3 separate regions of the Homo sapiens genome follow, and all the other regions are linked to region 1. The links are chromatin contacts, found by Hi-C or POLR2A ChIA-PET in ENCODE. All regions are on one chromosome and are shown on one strand. The core of a region is the stretch at or near the end of the contact, and the rest is flanking DNA. Distances in the headings are between cores, read along the strand shown.

Region 1 (5,030 bases), core at 1,720-4,219:
TCAATTATGACCTGGCCTGTAGGGTTTTCTTTGGGAAATGGGCAGTTAATGGTTAGATACTATTTGTAAGGCACATGTCTCTAAAATATTACCTTCTAGTGGCCAGGCGTGGTGGCTCACGCCTATGATCCCAGCACTTTGGAAGGCCAAGGTGGGCGGATCATGAGGTCAGGACATCGAGACCATCCTGGCTAACACAGTGAAACCCCATCTCTACTAAAAATACAAAAAATTAGCTGGGCGTGGTGGCAGGCGCCTGTAGTCCTAGCTACTCAGGAGTCTGAGATAGGAGAATCGCTTGAACCCGGGAGGCAGAGGTTGCAGTGAGCCGAGATCGTGCCACTGCACTTTAGCCTGGGCAACAGATGGAGACTCTGTCTCAAAAATAAATAAATAAATAGATAAAAATAAAATAAAATATTACCTTCTAGTTACACACAGACCTTTTATTTTTTTAATTATTATTGTTTTTTTTTTGAGACAGGGTGTCACTCTGTCAACCAGACTGGAGTGTAGTGGCAGGATCATGGCTCACTGCAGCCTCTGCCTTCCAGGCTCAAGTGATCTTCCCACTTTAGCCTCCTGAGTAGCTGGGACTACAGGTGTATGCCACCATGCCTGGCTAATTTTTAATTTTTTTTTGTGGGTTTGGCTATGTTGCCTAGGCTGGTATTGAACTCCTGGGCTCAAGCAATCCACCTGCCTCAGCTTTTCAAAGTGCTGGGATTACTGGTGTGATCCACCATGTCCAGCCAACACACAGACATTTTATTTTTTATTTATTTTTAATTTTTAATTTTTTAAAATTTTTATTCAAGACAGAATCGTGCTCTGTTGCAATCTTGGCTCACTGCAACCTCCACCTCCCGGGTTCAAGCCATTCTCCTGCCTCAGCCTCCCAAGTGGCTGGGATTACAGGTGTGTGCCATCACATCCGGCTAATTTTTGTATTTTTAGTAGAAACGGGGTTTCACCATGTCGGCCAGGCTGGTCTTGAACTCCTGACCTCAGATGATCTGCCCGCCTCGGCCTCCGAAAGTGCTGGGATTACAGACGTGAGCCACCGCGCCCAGCCCACAGACATTTTAAACTAACCTGTAGCATCCTGAGTGAGGCTTGTCAAAGCTGCTTTTGACCCCAGTTTCAGGTACATTGGCTCTGTTGGGCTTTCCTCTGCCTGGCCTATCAAGCGGCCAACTCAAGCTGCAGGTGCAAGGGCAGATGGTTCTGCAGGGACCTTAATGACAGCCAGGCCCAGGAACACACAGTGCTTGTGTGGAAGTCTACATTTCAGCTGTGATGGTGTCTCGCTGAGGCTGGTTCTGGCCATGCCCTCCCAGCATTTCAGCTGTTCCAACCAAGGTGCTCTACATCTCAGAGGGAAGGCAACGGCCTGGGCAGCACGTTGCACGTACATTTTGGAGTCATGTTGGTTGGTGGTCTTCAGTTTCTGAATCTGTGATATGGCATGGTCATTCATCACAGGCGAGGTGATGCAAAGTTACCAACTGGGAGCACACCTGCCCCTTCTCATTCACTCACGCAGCAGGTAGTTTTCAGGCACAAAGGAATTGACTTGTGGAGCTGGCCCTGGGGTCTGTCTGTAGGAGAGCAGGAAGTAGTAGCCACCTGCGGAGGGCTCACAGGCATGTGCCTGCGAGACTGCTTACAAGCCCCTGTGCGGGATTTAGGGCAGACCAGAGCCATGAGCGTCCATGGTCAAGTGAAGGTCTGGTAGGTGTGAGCTGTTAGCCCTAGGGTCTGCTGCATGCGGTGCCAGGGGCTGAGGAATGCTGAGGCAGCTTTTCCTCCAGTCTCTGCTCGCTCCGTGCACAGCCCTTGTCTCCTGCCTGATAGTGGTCAGTAGTCAGTTGGCTTAGGGTACACGGTCTCCACCCAGTGAACCTGGCGCTGGCAGAAGCTTGTAGAAGAATGGGTGCAAAAAAGATATCTCAGAGGGCCTGCAGATGGCTGTTTTTAGGAAGTGAATAGGCTTCTTCTTTTTCTTCATTTTTTCTTTAAGATACTCTTGAGGTTTTGAGGCTCCACCCTGAGCTCTTTGTGGCTGAGGGCTGCTGTGGCTTGATGAAGGGGACAGTCTTCAAATCTTGCACAGGCTGGGGAAGGTTGGGACAGCACAGCCCTGAGTCTCGAACAAAATGGGGCAGAGGGGAGGGCAGGAGAGCCGTCAGATTCATGGGGCCACATCCTCGCAGCAACCCAGGGGAAGCTGAGGCCCCAGGGTCTGCATGATGGAGGCCGAGCACGACGGAGGAAGTGGAATTATTGCACATGGTGGGTTTCGACACTTGGGACTCGCTCCTCAAAGAGGAAAATCGAGAGTGGGGGTGCACAGAGCAAGGGCTGAAGAAACAAAAAGCAGGGGGTTTAGGGGAGAGATAAACCTCTTTGCATGAGTCAAGCTGAAAAGCAGTTTGGAAGGTCAAGTGCTAGCCAGTGTCTTTTTTTGCCTGCCCAGCCTCTTCTTCTGCCATGTCTGCCCTGACAGGGGCAGAGTTCTCAGTTCCCATGTCAGAACTCGGCACCAGCTTCTCTGTTGACAGTTGCAAGGCCTGTGGCTGAGAGAAGTACTTGTGCTGTGTTTCTGCAAGGTAAGATGGCCCTGATCACAGCTCATGATGCCTGAGATCAGGAGGGTCTGCTCCATGAGATATCAGCAGAGGCCATCCTGTGAAATATTTTAACTAATTGAACTGAATGTTGAAGACAAGGCCTGTGGCAGTGTTGTATTTATATGTGACAAGCCGAGAGTCCTTGGACAACCTTGGAAACTCCTTTTTAGGACAGAATCAACTGAGACGATACACACGAAGGAGCTTTTGTGAGCAGAGTACAGAGCTCGTTATTGCAGTACAAGGTTGTAGGTTTTCACACAGCTTTTGAGGATGGGTTGGTGGCCCAGGGAGGATGTCAGGAACTGTCCTTCACTAATGGGGATTCTCGAGTTCCTACCACGTGCCAGATAGCGTGCTGATTGCTTTGTATCCACTTCCCTTTTAATCCCTTGTATTAGCTTCCTGTGGTTGCTGTAACAAACTCGGTGGCTTAAAGCGAAAGGAACTTATTCTCTCACTGTTCTGGCCTCCAGAATCACTGGGCTGAATCAAGCTGTGGGCAAGGCCATGTTCCCTCCAGTAGCTTAGGGCGGAATCCATTCTGTGGCTGCTGGCTTGCCTCGGCTGCCGGCCCCTTCCTCATCTTCACACCAGCAGGGTAACATCTTCTCTCCGTGACTCCGCTTCTCTCTGCTTCTGTCACACGGCCCTCTCTTCTCTCCGAAATCTCCTGCCTTCATATAAGGACATTTGTGATGGCATTTGGGGCCTACCAGTGTAATCTAGGATAATCTCATCTCAAGATTCGAAACTTAATTGAGTCTGCAAATCCTTTGCTGTATAAGGTAACATTAATAGGTTCCAAGGATTTGAACGTGAACCTCTTTTGCAGGGGGCATTATTTGACCTGCCATACCTCACAGCAGCCTGATGAGGACCATACTGTCCCACATACAGTGGGCTTAATGAGGAAGCTGAGGCTTGGGGAGGCCTAGGGGTGGCCATGGTCCTTTCCTCTCCCAGACTCTGGGGTAGCTGACTCTGGGGTCATTTTGTCATGTTGCTGGGCACTCACTTGGTGAACAGATAATCCCCTGTCATTTTACTATGTTGTTACATGGGTTTGAAAAAAGAGTTTTTCAACTCTCTGGCTGAGCCCCTGTTCCTGTGAGGGCCTGTGGTTTTTCCTCCCGGCTCCACCCTGGTTTCGGCGCAGTACTTGAGCAGACGGTGGCTTGGGTCTCACTCTAGCGCCCTCCCCCTTCCTCTCTGGCTGTGTGCCCAGGCTGGCCCTGCCCACCTTGCTCAGTCTCTGCTCCATCTGCCACAAGTCTCACTCCAGCCCTCCCCCCAGTAGCTTAGGAAGGGACCTTCTTGTTACGTTTTTTGTTTTGTTTTGTTTTTTGTTTTTTTGTTTTTTTGAGATGGAGTCTCACTCTGTTGCCCAGGCTGGAATGCAGTGGCGTGATCTCTGCTCACTGCAACCTCTGTCTCCTGGATTCAAGCGATTCTCCTGCCTCAGCCTCTTGAGTAGCTGGGACTACAGGCGTACGCCACCATGCACAGCTAATTTTTGTATTTTTAATAGAGATGGGGTTTCACCATGTTGGCCAGGTTGGTCTTGAACTCTTGACCTCAAGCAATCTGCCCGCCTTGGCCTTCCAAAGTGCTGGGATTACAGGCGTGAGCCACCGTGCCCGGCCTTGTTATGTTTTTTAAGCTAACCCTGTAGAGCACTCACTGTGCACCAGCACCTGTTGGCTCAAGGGGGTGACAGACATTCCCTATCACAGATTACAATGAGTCACCGGCATTTTTGGAATTTCACTAAGCGTCGTTGCTGTGCTGTGCCTCAGCATGCAGCACTTCATTTAATCCTCTGGACACCTTGAATGATAAGTGTCTGTCATCCCATTTTACCCGTGAGAGAATTGCGGCTCAGAGAAGTTGTCACCCAGCTGGTTGGTGGCAGAGGTTTCAGAGGTCTTTCTGTGCATAAAACCCTCACTTATGGTTATGCCAGGTAGGCCTTGGAGGGGATAGACCCATCGCCAAACTCACAGGAGAGAGAGGAGGGCACTCACAGGTGATGATGTCTATCTGTCTTCTTTCTGGTGGGGACCCAGAGTTTTATTTCCATCTCGTTTTCTTTATGAATGCTTGTCTCACACTTATGTATTTTTTGGGCAGTCCCTGAATAACTACACCAGGCTTCTGAATGCCGAGTTTCTTAGAGTAGCCGGGAAAGGGCCTTTTTCTTTTCCTCTTGGATGTTCTCTTAGTCTGTTTTGTGCTGCTATAAAAGAATACCTGAGGCTGGGTAGTTTTTAAAGAAAAGAGGTTTACTTGGCTCACAATTCTGATGGCTGGAAGGTTCAAGACTGGACATCTGCATCTGGTGAGGCCTCAGGCTGCTTCTACTCGTGGTGGAAGGTGAAGGGGAGCTGTCGTGTG
Region 2 (5,030 bases), core at 1,898-4,397, 450 kb before region 1:
ATGCATTTGAAAGCTATTTTAAATTAGATTTATTTTCCTTGTCCATTAAAAAGGTAAAGAGAACATTGCAGAATAATAGAAATTGTTTAATTAAAAAATCTCTTGATTCATAAAAGTTTCACAGCTACTGGCCCTACATCATGGTTAAGGCTTAGGCTCAAGCCTACAACTGCCTGAGTTGCTTTTTGTTTGGTTGGTTTTTAACTTTTTATTTTGAAGTAATTATAGATTCATGCACAGTTGTAAGAAATAAAAACAGAAATCCTGTGAACCCTTCATTCAGTTTCACCCACGGGTAATATCTTGCATACTACTGAACACTACTGAAACCGGGAAATTGACATTGGAACAATCCACAGAGCTTTTTCAGATTCCACCAGCTTTAATACATCCTGTGTGTGTGTGTGTGTGTGTGTGTGTGTATTTAATCCTGTGCAACTGTATCACACATAGATTTCGGTATCACACCACCACCACAATCAAGACCCAGACCTGTTCTATCACCACAGGACTTCTCATCCTACCCTGCTATGGCTTCAGCCACCTCCCTCCCTACCCCTCTGACCTGGAACCCGTTCTCCATTTTGATAATTTCGTAATTTCAAGAATGTTACACAAGAATGTTATGGAATTAGACAGTATGTGACCTCTTAAGATTGGCTTTTTTTTCTCCCTCAGCATAATTCCCCTAAGATTTGCCTGAGGTTTAATACTGACTTCCTGCCTCACTGGCTGTGTGCTTTTGGGCAAGTTATTTAACATCCCTGTCTCAGTTCCATTCAGACACAGGCCCGCCTGACCATGAAGTCTCATTGTCTACCCTCCACACACCTTCTGCTTCTCACTTGCAGTTGAGAGGAGGCCTTCCATAAGCCGTATTGTGTGTCTCTGTGGAATCTTGGAACATGATTGCGACCTTGAACTTCTATTTTTGTTTAGAGATGAGGTCTTGCTCTGTTGCTTGGCCTGGAGTGCAGTGGCACAATCAAAGCTTATTGCAGCCTCGCACTCCTGGGCTCAAGGATCCTCCCACCTCAGCCTTCTGAGTAGCTGGGATTACACGTGCATGCCACCATGCCCTGATAATTTTAAAATTTTTTTGTAGAGATGGGGTCTTGCAATGTTGCCCATGCTGGTCTGGAGCTCCTGGCCTCAAGTGATCCTCCTGCCTTGGCCTCCCAAAGTGTTGGGATGACAGGAGTGAGCCTCTGTGCCTGGGGGAGCATGCATTTCTAAACCTTTCCTCGACATTTTCGGATCAATGCAGTATAAGGAAAAACATGATTGGGAAATACTCTGGATAGTTTTAGGTATTTAGATTTTGTCAGTCTACTCTTTTGATAAGTAATTCAATATATGTTTACAGGAACATTGTTTTGAATGGGAGCCCATTTCTAGTGCTACCAGTTTTTATTTTTGGTCAGCTTCCCTTTCATCAGTGGGGATGCATACCCAGCTGGCAATTACGCCTCTTTTAGAGGTCATTTGATCCAGCCTTACACTGTGACAAGGCTCTGGGTGTACTGCTGAGGGAATAGTTCCCCTACTGTGCCAGTTGGCTGATTATCTGTGGTTATCCTGTGTATAAAGCATTTTTATAAGTTCACAGACCTCTCTGCTCAAATGTCAGGTCAACATAGAGGCCTCCCTGACCACCTCTAAAATAGCATCTGCCTCCTGTCTCTCTTCATTCCTTTTCCCTACTATATTTATCTTCAGAGCACTTGTCACCACTTGACACATTATATATTTATTTGTTTACTGTCTGTCGCTCACCTTCAAAATGTAGTCTTCAGGAGAAAAGGAACTTGTCCTGTTCTCTGCTTTTCTTTCTCTTCTTTCTTTCTTTTTCTTTCTTTCTTTCCTCCTTCCTTCCTTTCTCTTTCTTTTTCTTCTTCCTTCCTTCCTTCCTTCCTTTCTTTCTCTCTCTCTCCTTCCTTCCTTCCTTCTTTCCGTTTCTTTTTTTTTTTTTTGAGACACAGTTTCACTCTTATTGCCCAGGCTGGAGTGCAGTGGCATGATCTTGGCTCACTGCAAGCTCTGCCTCCTGGGTTCAAGCGATTTTCCTGCCTCAGCTTCCTGAGTAGCTGGGATTACAGGCACCCACCACCACACCTGGCTAATTTTTGTACTTTTAGTAGAGACAAGATTTCACCATGTTCCCCAGGCTGGTCTTAAACTCCTGACCTCAGGTGATATGCCTGCCTTGGCCTCCCAAAGTGCTGGGATTACAGGCATGAGCCACCATGCGCAGCCTCCTGCTATTATGTGTGTTGCCTGACGTGTTGCCTGACATGTGCCTGACATTTGTGTTGTCTCTGACATGTGGTGTTTATAGAACGAATGAATGAAATGAGGGAGTGAATGAATAAATTCTCCCACTGCTAATGGAGGGAGGAAGGAGCAATCTATACTTGAAGAAGTAGAAGGAGCAGGAAGGCCAGGCGCGGTGGCTCACGCCTGTAATCCCAGCACTTTGGGAAGCCGAGGTGGGAGGATCACCTAAGGTCGGGAGTTCAAGACCAGCCTGACCAACATGGAGAAACCCCGTCTCTACTAAAAATACAAAATTAGCTGGGGTGGTGGCGCACACCTGTAATCCCATCTACTCAGGAGGCTGAGGCAGGAGAATTGCTTGAACCTGGGAGGCGGAGTTTGCGGTGAGCTGAGATCACGCCACTGCACTCCAGCCTGGGCAACAAGAGCAAAACTCCATCTCAAAAAAAAAAAAAAAAAAAAAAAAAAAAAGAAGGAGCCGGAAGGTACTCAGGGTATGCCAAGATCTCCATTTGAGCCAAAGAGCAGAGTTAAACAAAGCTAACGACCACAGCGACTCTGTGGCGGGGATATATATGTACCAGTCCACAAATGTGCAAGGAAAAACAACTTCATTTTTCTATAAGTCAACTCAGTTTCTATTCTGAGGCTTGACTTTGACAGGATGAGGCACTTAATAGCTTTAGAGTTGTAGTCCTGCCCCACCTTTGCCCAGAGGTGAGGGGTCGGAGTTGAGGTGCGCCCTACCTGTGCTGGGGTGTAGTGTCTAGTTCATCCTCAGATGCTGAGACAGTGCTCCTGCCTCTCCACACAGGCCAGAGAGACCAGCACTCAGTGGCACCCTGAGCCTCGCCCACCAGGATTTTCCTTTCATCAGTTTTTCCTTGCTCACCCACTGGGTGCTATGACAAGAAGGTGCTTTCTCTACAGCTATCTTCTGCTTTTTAGCCATGGCTTCAGTTTCTGTTCTCAATTCCAGGGTAAGTTTCAGTTCTTTATTTTCATCCCTGATGTAAGACCTGATTCTGAGGTCTAATGATTTGGTAATGAAATGAGGTAGTTTTGCTTGGAGACTCCTACACTGCCCTTTTTTCATCATGAATGTTTTAGAACATTTCCTAACTAAGGCATTTCTTATTAGTATTCCTCCTAAACCAAGTACTTTGTTTCACTTAAATGATGAGTATATATATATTAGAGCCATATTGGTTAATACAGCGTTGGTACTTGGATTTCTTTCATTATAAATTAATTATTTATCTAAATAATTGAAAAAATCCAATTTAAATGGAATCATAGTACTAAAATTTTGTGAGGGAATTTTTAGCACTATTATTAGACACTGTTTTACTTTGTCTGCAAACTGGGGGTTTTAATATAAAATGTTAGGAATTAAAGTAATCGAGGTCAGTAGCCAGCAGTGTATGTCAGTATCATCTGTGGGGGCTTCTTAAAATACAAAAGCCTGGGTCCTATCTGCAAAGGCCCTGATTTGGAGAGTTTCCTGGAGGTCTGAACCCTGTATCCCACGGACCACAAGCCAAAAGTCCAGTCCAGCCCCCTCATTCTTTTTACCGATGAAGAAACTGAAGGTCCCAAAACCACAGGAATTTGTGTAGCCTCCCACATGCGAAAGAAGTGGTTTCAACAAGTACATCCCAGCAGACTCTGACTCCAAAGCCGGGGTAAAGCTTTCTGGGTGACGATGTTTAAAACAGAACGCGATGTTTGTCATGTCTTTGTAATTCTGCAAGTGAAAATGATGAAGATATTCTTTTTACTGGAATCAACCCTCGGGTGGTCAGGTTAGCAGTTCCCAAAGGTCATATTTACATTTTAGCCGAGCCAGTTGTCTAAAGAGAAAGTGTCTTTCTTCCCTGCCTGTGGTGAAGCTTAAGTTTACAACAGGACTGGGGGCATGCAGTGGACACAACCATGATTACGAGAGGGTGGAGAACGCAGGGGACCAGCAACCCCATCACGGCTCAGGGACCCTCACGGGACTTGATGCTCAGAGAGGCAGTTGACACGTATTGCAGGCACACTGGCTGAGTTCCTTCAGGACATGGACAGAGGAGGAGGCCCCGTGACACAGACTCATCTATATCATTGATGTCACTCTCCAGAGAGTTTAAACATGGGCCCGCCTGGGCGTCAGTGTATTCTCACCTGCAGCTAGGATTGAGAACTTTTGCTTTGGGAGACTTTCATTATCCTTTTATGTACATTACTAAAAAGTAGGAGATGGATTGCAGATAATTTAAGATGCCCAACACCACTGCCCTACATGCACGCACATGCATGCCCACCCATGTTAAAGAATGAAAGCCCAAGCCCACGTTATCAACATATCTTAACAACGAGGCCTTGCAGAGTGGTTTGGATGAAGTTGCCACCTTCTTCTTGGTCTAAATGTCTCACTCAAGTAGCCTAACCTTCACTTGGAGAGTAACTGGCTACTTCTCAGTTCTTGCTGCATTCTCTGGCTGGAAGTTGAAGACCACCAGCCACCAGCCCACCAGTCCACCAGCCCACCAGCCTACCAGCCACTAGCCCACCACCCACCAGCCCACCAGCCCCTAGCCCACCAGCCACCAGCCACCAGCCACCAGCCCACCAGCCCACCGGCCCACTAGCCACTAGCTCAGCAGGCCACCAACCACCGGCCCACCAGCCCACCAGTCACTAGCCCACCAGCCACCAGCCACCAGCCCACCATCCCACCAACCCACCAGCCACCAGCCCACCATCCC
Region 3 (5,030 bases), core at 997-3,496, 290 kb after region 1:
GGTCTCACCACACAAAGCCCAGATTTCAACTCAAGAGATTAAATACTCAGAATAAGTTCCAACCCCTGACAATAACACCAGAATGAAGGGAAACTATCTTGGACATTCCAAAACCCCAAACTAGAAAACACCTGTGGACTTTCCTAGGGATGGCAGGATTCTGCTCTTTATGGGTAGTTGGATTTGGGCATATAGGCAAGCCTTTTGATGAGACTCTGAAAGGAGCAGATGTAGGTCCTTTTGAATGGGATAGTAATTGTGAACAGGTTTTTAAAACTCTCAAGGAGAAATTGGGATCAACCCCAGCCCTAGGGATCCCTAATTTTGATAAGCCGCTTTTCCTTTATATGACTGAAAAACAAAGCACTGCCCTAGGTGTCTTTGTCCAGAAATTGGGAGCTATTCCCTGACCAGTGACATATTTTTCTAAACGACTAGACCATGTCACTTCAAGATGGCCTGGATACCTCAGGGCAGTTGCAGCAACTGCCTTAGTAGATGAAACAATAAACTGGCTTTAAGACAACATCTGGAGGTTTTAACCCCACACCAAGTACAAGGAGTCCTAGAAACTAAAAGACACCAGTGGATGACAGGGGGACTCATTAAAATATCAGGCTTTATTGCTAGACACTCCTGATGTAACTCTTAAAGTATGGCATACTTTAAATCTAGCTACTCACTTGCCTGAACCTACAGGCACCCTAGATCATTCTCGTATACAAGTTATGGAGCAAATTTACTCCATGGAAAATCTCGGCTCACTGCAACCTCTGCCTCTCAGGTTCAAGCAAGTCTCCTGCTTCAGCCTCCCGAGTAGCTGGGATTACAGGCATGTGCCACCATGCCCAGCTAATTTTGTATTTTTAATAGAGACTGGGTTTCACCATGTTGGTTAGGCTGGTCTTGAACTCCTGACCTCAGGTGATCCACCCACCTCGGCCTCCCAAAATGCTGGGATTACAGGTGCGAGCCACCACACCCGGCCCATCACATTCTTTAAAAAAGCAGAGAAATGAGTGACACATTCTTGAAAACTTTCCATTACGAATGGATGAAACCTAAGATTAGTTATTTAAGGTTTCTCAGATGGGAAACCTAGCTTCCTAGGGTGGCTTATTCTTGGAGACTCCAGACAGTGAATGTTTTACTAGGCTGTGTGTTCACTCCATTTGTTATTTTCTTAATTTGTTCATTTTTAAAGGCAAGTGATGCTATCAAACTTCATTCTATATGTCTATACTACTGATTTCTGTTGACTTACCCCTCACTTCCCCCTATCTTCAATGGCTAGTTACTGTTTTAACCCCATACTGGGTTGTCTCTTTTATTCATTTACTCTTGCACCCTCCTCTATCATCACTGATGAAAATTTAAGCTATATTGGCCCAAGATCAGCCTTTGAAAACATTCTTTGTGTGTTCTCTCATGCCAACATCAGGACCGTATTTTTCTGGTTGTTGAGTGATTTATGTGAGATGAGTTTAAACCTCTTGCTGAAGTTAAGATGTATCATGTAAATGACAACCTTTGATTTATCAAACTTAGTAATTAAAGTTTCCTAATGCAACAGGATGTGCTCTTCCCATAGCCATACTGAAGAGTACTTCATGTTTATTCTTTGGAAGGGTTAAGCAGTGAGACAGCCACGGGTGCTCGGATCAGACATTTTCGTTTGTGAGGGTTGGAGAATGATTTTCTCCTGTTTCTTATCATTAGCTACCTTGCGAACTCTCCTAAAGCTACTGAAATAATGGCAATGGTTTAGACGCCCTGCATCTCCAGGGCTTGTGGTTTGTGCACATCTCTCGTCTAAATAAATATAAATATTTTCTCTGTTTCTATTTTATCTTCCCCAAATTCCTGGTTCTGGTGTTGCAACTTCATAAAACCCAGAGCCCACATGGCAGTACCAGCTGCTAGCCCAGGTCAAACTTGGGGAGGGCAGCTGCTTTCCAGGTGCACCCTGTGTGATCCTGACTTCCTCCTGACAGTGCCAGGAACGCCCGTGAACTGCTTTCGTGGTTGCATGTGAAAACTTTTGCATTTCTAGAAATCTCTTCTCCAGCAGGCTGGGCTATTGGCTGCTGTGGGATTGCTAGCTGGTCTAGACCCAGCCCCTCCTTCAGGCTTTTCCCACCCGCTGCTCCTCTCCTGGCCTTGGGCCTCATGCCCGAGTCTCCAGCCGCCACCTTGCTGTTGCTTTACTGTTTCTCCGTGATGCTGTTTCTAGCTAGTTATAATTGGCAGGCAACCAGAAGCCTCATCTGCCAAGGGCGGAAGTCATGTCTGGAACAGGTTTCCCTCTTAAGACTGTGGGCTAACCCAGCATCTTGCCACTTTGTGTGGGACTTCCTCATTCTTAGTACATAACTGTGTTTGACCCTCAGGGATGACTAGTGTTTCCTGGCCTCGGTACAGTTGACTTCTCCAGAAACTATCTGGCTCACTCTCAATTTCCTGGAGCCGTATATCCTAATTACAAAAATGGGAAAATCATACCTAGAGTCCCATAGAAAGAGAAATAGAACCCCCATATGTGCCTACAATTCATCCATTCTCAATTCATTATTTTAAAAATGTAGCTGATGGTTTGGTTCTGAGACCAGACGGTACAAAAATTACCATTCACTCATAGTAGGGCCATCAACTACCATAATCTTTTGGAAAAGTAATTTAGCAATATAAGTCAGGACCACTTAAAAAACCCTTAGAGTTGCTCATTCCACTCTTAGGAACTTATCCTAAAGACGTCAACAGATGTGGACCAAAATTTGTGTGCAAGAATATTATGTAGAATTTCTGTATTGAGAAAATTTGGAGACAGCCTAGCTGTCCAAAAATAGGACTAAATAAAACATGGTACAGCAATATAGTGAAATATTATTATATAACCATTAAGTTATGTTCTTCAACAGTATTTTTAAAATAAGGAAAATTCCAACGTTTTTGAGGAGTCTTTTTAAAAACGAGAGTACAGACCAGGCACAGTGGTACACACTTACAATCCCAGCACTCTGGGAGGCCAAGGCAAGTGGATCACTTGAGGCCAGGAGCTGGAGACCAGCCTGGGCAACACAGTGAGACCCTGTCTCTACAAAAAATACAAAAAATTAACCAGGTGTGTTGGTGCACACCTGTGGTCCCAGCTACTTGGGAGGCTGAGGTGGGAGGATTGCTTGAGCCCAGGAGTTTGAGGCTGTAGTGAGCTGTGATGCCACCACTGCACTCCAGCCTGGGTGACAGAGTGAGATCCTGTCTCAAAATAAAATAGAATGTAAAAAGAGCACATGCATGAAAAGTGGAACACAACACTTTAGGTAATAATATTATCCCAATCACATAGGTGTGCTTAGTGCAAACAAAAACATTCATAGTATTTATCTCTGGTGGTAGAATTACTGGCGATTTAAAAAAAAATACATTTTTTTCTGAATATTCCAAGTGTTCTACAATGAATGTGTTACTTTCCTAATCAGAAAAACAACTGTTATTTGTTAAAAGAAATTAGACCACAAAAAAAGCAAAAACACAAAGGCCTTGCCTATTTTTTTTCCCCCTGTTTTACCACATCCTTTCTCACTGATGTAGAAAAAAAAGGAACTAATATTTATGGTGCCAAGAATGTAAATCCGTCCTGTAACTTGGAAGGTACATGTGTATCTTTCCCATTTTAAAGGTAATAAAGTCACCAAAGAAAAGGGTGGCAAAAATAAAATGTGAATGCAGGCCCATTGGCCCCAAAGGCATCTTCTTCTCACGTCTACACTGTCCCACTCGTGATAGTTTTAAGTTGCATGTTATTCTGTACCTGGCCTTTTTAATTTTATCAAAATAAACTTCCCTTTGGTAACAAAGATATTCTACTTTCTGTAAAATTTTCATTCCAGCTAACTTTTGTTAGCTAAGATTTTGTCTAAGGAGTACCAATGCTTTGAATAATCATACTAAAAATATAGCCTAATTGGTCTGAATGAAATTGAACAACTGCAATTGTTCAAACAAGCTGGATGCAGCATTTTTGCACGTGCCTAGTCATTTTGCTACAGTAGTCATTGCAAACGAGTGCCTGAGACACAAATCTCAGAGAAGTCATGGTTTTGAGGGATCAACTTGGAGAAGCTGCCATCTCCTCCGTCCCTCTGAGAACATCCTCCTAGCTGGTGGCATTAGCATTCTGCCTGCCCAGGTGAAGGCCTGGCAGGTTGTAGGAAGCCTCCCGTGGGAGCTGACCAGACCCTGAATACCCCTTCTGCATCACCCCAAATTGAATATGGTTATGCAAACAGCCTTTAACAATCCTTGTCATCTGGATCTGAGATACAACTTTAATGATTTCACATATGTCATCTTGCCACTTGCCTGCACCCATAGATCCCCTGCTGTTGTGTGACAGTGACCACTGTGCCGTGCTTGTCTGTTACCCTATGACCGAGGAGGAACTGAGAAGACATATCATTCCTCAACATTATGATAAGGAAATGGGGACCAGAGGAGTTAAGCAATTTGCCCAAGGCCATGCAGCTTGAAGTGCATGTGTCAGAGCTGCTGCCTGTTTTTGTGTTTTGTTTTGTTTTTTTTTATTGTTGTCTGTTTTTTTTTTGAGACAGAGTTTCCCTCTTGTCTCCCAGGCTGGAGTGCAATGGTGCAACCTCGGCTCACTGCAACTCTGCCTCCTGAGGTTCAAGCAGTTCTCCTGCCTCAGCCTCCCGAGTAGCTGGGATTACAGGCGCCTGCCACCACTCCTGGCTAATATTTGTATTTTTAACAGGGACAGGATTTCACCCTGTTGGGCAGGGTGGTCTCGAACTCTTGACCTCATATGATCTGCCCGCCTCGGCCTCCCAAAGTGCTGGGATTACAGGCATGAGCCACCACGCCTGGCGGCTTTTGAGCACTTACATTGTGGCTGTCTGAAATGAGATGTGTTCTAAGAGTGAATTATGCCCTGGACTTCCAAGACGTGTTTTGAAAAAATATGCATAATATCTCATCAGTAATTTTTATATCAATGGCATATTTAAATGTTC

The links. A loop is a pair of places that touch in the nucleus more often than their neighbours do. ChIA-PET counts read pairs that join two places held with the same protein, here RNA polymerase II (POLR2A). Pooled maps may share reads with other maps.
Region 2: a map of GM12878 shows a loop between it and region 1 (2.8-fold over the local background). The contact joins two enhancer-like sites. A Hi-C loop is called at or near these places in 1 of 168 maps with a recorded cell type or tissue (GM12878), 24 of 37 single-sample maps with no recorded cell type and 6 of 50 pooled maps.
Region 3: a loop to region 1 is called in a map of GM12878, with 4 times the contacts of the local background. The contact joins two enhancer-like sites. A Hi-C loop is called at or near these places in 1 of 168 maps with a recorded cell type or tissue (GM12878) and 7 of 50 pooled maps. POLR2A ChIA-PET finds 5 or more read pairs at or near these places in 1 of 52 experiments (CD4-positive, alpha-beta T cell).

The regions. Positions count from the first base shown.
Region 1 is chr2:98,462,067-98,467,096 of GRCh38, forward strand. All of the region lies in intron 1 of INPP4A (inositol polyphosphate-4-phosphatase type I A), which reads left to right. Among named protein-coding and RNA genes, the nearest start is that of INPP4A, 20 kb to the left of the region's middle. RefSeq lists enhancers at 1,228-1,743, 1,930-1,979, 3,230-3,369, 3,380-3,689, 3,788-4,352. Within about 2 kb of position 2,970, at least 25 of the 41 ENCODE cell types and tissues checked have a DNase peak (open chromatin) inside an H3K27ac peak, as active enhancers do; they include CD4-positive, alpha-beta T cell and GM12878, where a contact is called at or near this core.
Region 2 is chr2:98,009,629-98,014,658 of GRCh38, forward strand. No RefSeq gene overlaps it. Among named protein-coding and RNA genes, the nearest start is that of TMEM131, 16 kb to the left of the region's middle. RefSeq lists an enhancer at 2,944-3,403. Within about 2 kb of position 3,148, at least 5 of the 41 ENCODE cell types and tissues checked have a DNase peak (open chromatin) inside an H3K27ac peak, as active enhancers do; they include GM12878, where a contact is called at or near this core.
Region 3 is chr2:98,755,990-98,761,019 of GRCh38, forward strand. No RefSeq gene overlaps it. Among named protein-coding and RNA genes, the nearest start is that of LINC02611, 13 kb to the right of the region's middle. Within about 2 kb of position 2,247, at least 27 of the 41 ENCODE cell types and tissues checked have a DNase peak (open chromatin) inside an H3K27ac peak, as active enhancers do; they include CD4-positive, alpha-beta T cell and GM12878, where a contact is called at or near this core.